Regions from separate parts of the Homo sapiens genome. Here region 2 is linked to region 1. A link is a contact called in ENCODE Hi-C data. All regions are on one chromosome and are shown on one strand. The core of a region is the stretch at or near the end of the contact, and the rest is flanking DNA. Distances in the headings are between cores, read along the strand shown. Region 1 holds the start of UTP3 (UTP3 small subunit processome component). Region 2 holds the start of THAP6 (THAP domain containing 6).

What was found. Hi-C counts contacts between places; a loop is a spot of excess contacts on that map. Pooled maps may share reads with other maps.
Region 2: a map of CD8-positive, alpha-beta T cell shows a loop between it and region 1 (14-fold over the local background). The contact joins the promoter of THAP6 here to the promoter of UTP3 in region 1. A Hi-C loop is called at or near these places in 3 of 168 maps with a recorded cell type or tissue (CD8-positive, alpha-beta T cell, naive thymus-derived CD4-positive, alpha-beta T cell and natural killer cell) and 7 of 50 pooled maps.

Annotation. Positions count from the first base shown.
Region 1 is chr4:70,686,731-70,690,378 of GRCh38, reverse strand. It overlaps UTP3 (UTP3 small subunit processome component), which reads right to left and starts at 1,847. Exons shown (of 1, transcript NM_020368.3): 1 at 1-1,847. The coding sequence starts at 1,701. The coding sequence ends at 262. It overlaps LOC101927297 (a long non-coding RNA gene), which reads right to left. Exons shown (of 4, transcript XR_938860.3): 4 at 3,563-3,648. RefSeq lists enhancers at 1,722-1,781, 983-1,951, 2,482-2,571, 1,952-2,922.
Region 2 is chr4:75,512,678-75,516,268 of GRCh38, reverse strand. It overlaps THAP6 (THAP domain containing 6), which reads right to left and starts at 1,796. Exons shown (of 5, transcript NM_144721.6): 1 at 1,749-1,796; 2 at 737-836. The coding sequence starts at 816. RCHY1 (ring finger and CHY zinc finger domain containing 1) reads left to right here and starts at 1,866. Exons shown (of 9, transcript NM_015436.4): 1 at 1,866-2,072. The coding sequence starts at 1,983. RefSeq lists enhancers at 1,101-1,320, 896-1,826, 1,661-2,140, 1,827-2,757.

The DNA.
Region 1 (3,648 bases), core at 598-3,097:
TGAACTGTGAAATTTCCCTAAGCTAATACTTAATATTGGAAAACTTCAACAGAATATTGGAAAACTTCAACATCATCTCTTTTCTCAAGCACCTTCATATTGCTCCCATAGTTCTTATAAATTGTCCAATAACCCAGACAAATTTCCTTGTGGACAAGAATTTTTAAAATTTAAAGTATTATATATTAATACAATGACTTTAGTTAAAAGTAAAAATTTATTGATCCAAAACTGCCAAAAACCTTATGCTAAGCAAAAACTTCATTTAAGCTTAATGCTCTTTTTAACTCCTGCACGAATGCCAGATAATTCACCACTATAACGTTGCTCTTCTTTACGAACTTCACGAACCTGGCCTCTTCTTCTAATTTTGGCTCTTCTGAACTTCTCTCTGTGTTTCACTCTGGGATTGCGATCAATCTTCTTTCTCCTAGGAGTAAGTCCCCTATTTTTAGCAATTTGATAGGTAATAGCTCTCTTTGCATTTTGATCTTCAAGAGCCTGTTCTTCAGTGCTATTTTCTTCTTTCTTTCTCTTTAGCTTTTGCCTGTCTTCTATTTCTTTATAGTACTTCAGTTTTGCTTTTTCATCAAAATCAGAATCATCAGAAAGATCTGTAACAGCACAGGCAGCAGCAGAAGTCTTTGAAACAGACTTTGGTTTGGGCTTGGTGGATTTTGCTTTTGGAATCAGTTCTTTCTTTACAGCATCATCCTTAAGTGTCAACAGATGACGAATTTCTGAGGACAGCTTCTGATCCACAACGGACAGCTTGTTGATCAAATTTCGGTAGGTAACAAGCCTTTCTATGACAGGATGTCCATGTGCTGGGACTCTCCTAGCTTTCAGGATCAAATAAAAACTGATGTTCGAGCAATAATTCAAGTAGAGGTTGTACTTGGTCCTCAAGTATTGGCTTCCTTTTCCGGGTGGAATGATCCCTTGTTCCACCAACTCTAACAATGGCTCCAGCTCATCCTTAACCTCTGTCAACTTGACTTTCAGGTCTTCTATCAGCTCCAAGAGTTCTGGTGATTCCTTTCGCAACATTTTCAGCTTCTCTTTCACTGAAACTTTAGCCAAATCCTTCACGACCCGTGTCTCAGCCTCATCTACCTGAGGCACTGGTTTTGCAAAGGCCTCAACCCAGGCGACACCAAAATCATCCTCTTGCAGCGCTTGGGCTAGGCGCCGCTGAATGATCTGTGCCTCCTCCTCCTCCTCTCTTTCCTCCTCCTCTGCCTCCTGTTGACTCTGCCGGCCTCGGGACTTGGAACCATAGTCCGTGTCATAGTAAAGTTTTTTCCTCTGACCCCACGACAAACTGGGATCCACAGAGGCCTCAGCTTCACTTTGCACGGAGCTCCCACCATCATCATCGGCATTCTCCTCCTCCTCCTCCTCCCCCGCATTCCCTCCATCTTCGTCGTCCTCATCGTCCATATCTAGGGCTAGCACCTCCTCCTCCTCCTCCTCGCCATCCTCCTCGTCTCCACTCTGTACTTCATTCCAGCCCTTAGCTAAGGCGGCCCGGGATCGTGCCTCATGAAAGTCATCTACCTGATCTTGGTAGTAGCTGGTGTCCCCTGGTGAGGGTGGCAATCCTAAATCATCTCCATTTTCGTCGGTGAGCGTGGGACCTGCCTTGGCTCGCACAGCTGCCCACTTAGCTGCTCCGCGCCGCCGGGATCTCCCCACCATGGCTCACAATCTCAGGTTTTACAGCGACTCCGGACTTTCGGCCACCACTGACTTCGGCGCAGGAATCAGGCGCTCCGGTAACTCGTGGCTCTAAACAGCAGCGCGCTCCCCTACCACCGGAGTTTGCAGACTCCTGATCGGCTACTGGAATTTCCTCTTCCTTCCGGCCCCCAGCATGCTCTCCGCGTGGCGTACGATTGAGGACTTCCGCTCGGTCCCTTAGTCGAGATCACGTTGATACCAACTTCCTTTTCACTGTGCCCTTTAACGCCAGTCGATTCCGGTGAATTAAAATCTTTCCGTGTGGAAACGATAGGATAAGGAAGTTCCGTTCCACAGAACGCTTTCTCGGGCTAATGCGCTTACTCTCGAGTGCCTGGGAGTGGCTGGGGGACGGAATCCTGACGGCACCTCCAGGCGAGGTCCCGATGGCCAATAGAGGGCGCTGCGCTTTACGCCCCGGAGAAGTCCCGGGGGCGTTCCATTGAGGTTTAACTGCGTGTGTACCCGGCGCTTGCGACCGGCAGTCTAGTGCTAGCGTAGTTTTCCTGCTCCCTTGTTTTCTCTTTTCTGCTTATCAGGCTGGAAGTTAATCAGATTGCTTTCCTCTCATTTCACCCCCACCCCCAATACCATATTTCTGGGTACCACAGCCTCAGGCAGCGCCGCTGGACTCCAGAATCCCACGGGAGGTTTCCGGGCGAGAGCGCAGGCCGGGCCTCCGGCTCGGGTTTACTCATCCCCATCGCCCTCTCCCTGCTCACAGGGCTCGGTGACCCGCTCCATGGGGATCGATAAAGCTAGATGACCCCGAGGCTGACAGTGGGAAGGCAGAGCCCCGCTGCAGGGTCTGACTCTTCTCAAGGAAGTCTGCCCTGTAATGTTAGAGTAATTCAGGGTGTAAGTTTTTAGGCATTACATATGTAAGGTTCAGGGTTAGTATTATTATACCTTTTAATGTAGGTAGTTGGAAGCTGAACTTTTGATACGTTGCTAAAATTAATGGTGACATGGCTGGGCGCGGTGGCTCATGCCCATAATCCTAAGCACTTTGGGAGGCCGAAGTGGGTGGATCACTTGAGGTCAGGAGTGCAAAACCAGCCTGGCCAACATGGGGAAACCCAGTCTCTACTACAAATACAAAAAATTAGCGGGGCGTGGTGGCGGGTACCTGTAATCCCAGCTACTCGGGAGGTTGAGGCAGGAGAATCACTTGAACCCGGGAGGCGGAGGTGGCAGTAAGCCGATATCGCACCACTGCACTCTAGCCTGGGCGACAGACAGAGACTCTGTCTCAAAATAAATAAATAAATAAATAAAATAAAATTAATGGTGACAATTTCTTTTTCTTTTGTTTTTTGTTTCTTTTTTCTTTTTCTTTTTTTCTTTTTTTTTTTTTGAGACGGAGGCTCGCTCTGTTGCCAGGCTGGAGTGCAGTGGCAATCTCGGCCCACTGCAACCTCCGACCCCCTGGTTCAAGTGATTCTCCTCCCTCAGCCTCCCGAGTAGCTGGCATTACAGGCACGCGCCACCACTCCCAGCTAATTTTTGTATTTTTAGTAGAGACGGGGTTTCATCATGTTGGCCAGGATGGTCTCCATCTCCTGACCTCGTGATACGCCCGCCTCGGCCTCCCAAAGTGCTGGGATTGATTACAGGCGTGAGTCACCGCGCCCAGCCAATGGTGACAATTTCTTTTCAGAAAGTATAGTGTCATTAGGTTAATAAAAATAATGCAAAATGTTAGAAAAGTGATACTTTGAAATAAACATTTTCCAAGTGCCTAAAGGTGTCCGAAACATTTTGAAATTTTTACAAGATTTTAGAAAATAAAATTAAATTAGAAAGTTGTGGGCAAAAGTTATGTTCTGATGGTAAGCATGAATTTATTTTTTAATGTAAATTTTAGTACATTTTGTCATTTAGCAGATATTAACTGCTTACTGT
Region 2 (3,591 bases), core at 547-3,046, 4.8 Mb before region 1:
TGGAGATCAGAGCTATTTTGAGAGATATGAAGGCCTAATAGCCATATCTTACTCAATTTTCAAGCTGGTTCAAATTTTTCTAAAATAAGGTAGGATATATATGCTCAGTTTTGATTTATTATATCTAACAAAATAGCTAGGAGATCTTTCTCTAACACATAGGACAGTGCCTGGCACAAAAGCAGCAAAATAAACCTTTAACAAGTGAACAACTATTAAATCTTATTACTCCTTCACTTACTCCTTCATGGCTGTCAAGAGAATGGCTAAAATATGAAACTAAAATCATTTTGATTTATTTGCAACACAGCTAAAGATCCCTTGGTCTTAACTTGTAATTTGTATTTTTTCTCTATAACCTATGCTTGATCTACTTCTAAATAGAGAGGGCAATATATTCGAGCAAAGCTCCTTCATTCAGATTGTAAACTACATGTAAACAACATTGAATTTCTTTGGCGGTGTGATAAAATACAAAGTAATAATATTAGCAAAAGTTAGCCTTATGGTATTTTTTGTAAACCAGTCTCTGATATCTTAAAGTCTCTGATATCTTAAAACTTTTAAACTAAATTATAAACATGTAAAGGTATCACATTGTCACTTCAAATTTAACAAAAAGGTTATTTAAAAAGGACTCGGGAACTAAAGTTCAAAATTGAAGACTTAAGTAGAACTGTCTTTTGCTTTTTATAACATGGCCAAAGTATTTGGCTTAACTACAGCAAAATCTTACACGTGAAATGTCAGTCCTTTTAACTTCGAATTTGGCAAGCAGCGAGAAGCACATCCAATGGCGGAGCAGCATTTCACCATTTTAGCAACTCATAACAAAACTGAAAGAAAATTAGAATGTTAAGAGTTAGTAACCGGAAAGCTGAAGGGGAATATTTTCCCTTTCCCGGTGTTTTAGGAAACACAAAATCAGGATAGAAAGCTAAAGACAAATATCTTCTTCTAACACCTGCAGCTTTGCTTACATCATTTTCCAGGGCCTTGACTCTTTAATAAGGAGAAACATATTTAGCTGTGTACCCCGAGTATGATTTCAATTTTGTTGGCTTGTACATTTTCCTTCCACCTTCTAACAGGTACCATGTTCTTTGTGCCACAAAGCCTTTTGCACACTAACTCCTACCCATCTTTCAGCCCTCGGCTTGCATCGCTTCCCCAGGGAAGCCTTCCCTCACTGACACTCAGATTGTCAGAGCTGCTCTAATATTAGCTCTCACAGGACACACACTTCTTCCTAGCACTTCTCCAGGTTGTAATCTTACATTTATTGCAGTGATTGCTCTTATTAATGTCTTCCTCCTCCACCAGTCTTGTTAGTTCCATGAGGTCATGGTGGAGTGTGTCTATTTTTCCTTACTTTTTGTCCTCACGGTTTAGCTGGTGACTGGCAATAGTGAATGTCAGTACATATTTTGAAAGAACAGCAAGTAAACGGGAAAGGGAGGAAGCAAGAAGCACTTCGAGGTGCCAGCGAGCACCCTGGCGTCCAAGAGCAGCGCGCGGGACCCGCTGAGCCCAGGGCCCGGGCCGAGCTCCGCCCCTTTCTCCAGGCTCCCCGCCACCGGAGGGAGAGAGGGAGGACCCGTCACAGGTAACGATGCGCCCAGTGAGCGTCCTTTCCTCTGGGGCCAACCAGCGTCTCCGCGCCGCTGCCGCCAACCTCGCGCCGAACTACGCCCTGAGATTTGGGCGGGTAGCGATTGGGGGAAAACAGGCAACCTAAGAGTTATTACCGTTAGCAGCGAAGACTGCGACTAACGTCAACGACGGAGACTGCGTCTGCCTTCGCTTCCGCCTCGTAGCCCCGGGAACCGGAAATCCGTCTGCCCCGGGTCACGTGCTTAGGAGCCATATTGTCGCTAGTGGCCGCTGGGGCTGGGAGGGGTGTGCTAGAGAGGCGCAGCTTCTCTGGGCGTGGTTTTTATCCTGGGGGAAGGATCGGTGGAATGTGAGGGGAGGTGGAGGAGATGGCGGCGACGGCCCGGGAAGATGGCGCCAGCGGTCAAGAGCGAGGTCAGCGGGGCTGCGAGCACTATGACAGAGGATGTCTCCTAAAGGTGACGCCTTCTATGGACTCTTCCCTGACAAGCTTCCGTCAGGTTGGGCTGGGGCGGGCTGGGCAGGTGGTTAGGCTTGGATTTAAGTTTGAGGTTAACCTGATTTTCAGGATACCTTTTCCACCTGGAACTGGGTTCTTCTTGAGGAGAACGTTTTTGGCAAGGCGATAAGCCCCACCTTTCCTACCTGCTTCGTACCTTTAAAGCAAAACCCTTCTTGGGAAGTGATTAGGCTTGCACAGTGGTCTCTGCCAGTGGGCTTATTCGTCTTTTGCTGCCGAAGTAGACTGAGGCAGCCCCGGGCCTGTACTGGGGTTTTCCGTTCAGGTGTGTGATGAAATAATGGAAGTGGAGATAATGGAAATAAGCAAGTGGAGAACCCGAATACGATTTCAGCTCCTGTGGTAAAGTTTTATAGCCTGCCAGCTTCATGTTAAAGGCAGTGCACATGTTCAGACGTAGGAGAAAACGTGTGTCCCAAAAAAGAAGACAATCATGTAATTGCCATTAAATAGGAAATTATGCATAGGAAAGTGCCTAATAAGCATGTATTGTTACTCTGAGAAAACTTCTTAATCTGTATTTTTTTTTAAATTGGCACGTATTCAATTGAAGTTTCCTGATTTTCCTTGCAAGAAACAGTACAAAAATTTTGCTTAGAAAACTTGAGCTTTGGAACCTCAACCGCCCTATCCCCAAATCTTAGCTCTCCTCTTTAATAACTGATTTTAGCTAGCTCCTCTCTACCCCGTATGTAAAATGGAGATGATCGCGCCTGTTTCATAAAAGTGTATGAGGATTATATACTAAAGGGCGTGTATAGTGTTTAACAGGGCGCATTCCCTGAAGTAAATGAGTAGTAAATATATACCACCATGACTGTTACTATCATCGTCAATCTGAGTATTATTATTTTTTGTTCTTTCACTTCACAAGTCAGCCTTGCTGGTCACTGCCTCATTATTAGAAGCAAGTTCAAGTCTCAGGCCTGTACGTGCATCCTAAACTCTTTTCTATAGGTCATGGCTTGACGAACATTGCTCCACTGAACTGGATGAAGCTCCTTAAAAATGTTGGTCATCCACCAAGTGTTGTGTAAGGAAATTGAATGCTATCCTTATGATTCAATTTCTACTGAGATGTATTATTATTCTTTCAAACTTGAGGTCTAAAACGGAATTTAACATCTTGGTGCCCCCCATAAACCACACAATTAGATCTGTGTATCATAGCACTAAGATACTTCGCCCTAGGTGTCAAACAGTTTTTGCCTTCCCCCGCCCCCCCCCCCCCCTTAAATACCAGAGGCCAAGTGAAGTATTTCAAGGAGGATGTGGTCAGCTGGGTCAAATGCAGCTGTTTGAGTAAGATAACTGAGAATTGCCCTTTGGATTTGGCAAGGAAGAGGTCACTGGTGATCTTGACAAGAGGAGTTTTAGTGGAGAGATCAGGATTAGAGTGAATTTAGGAAAGAATGGGAGGAGTGGAATTGAAAATAGCACTTATAGGGTATTCTTGG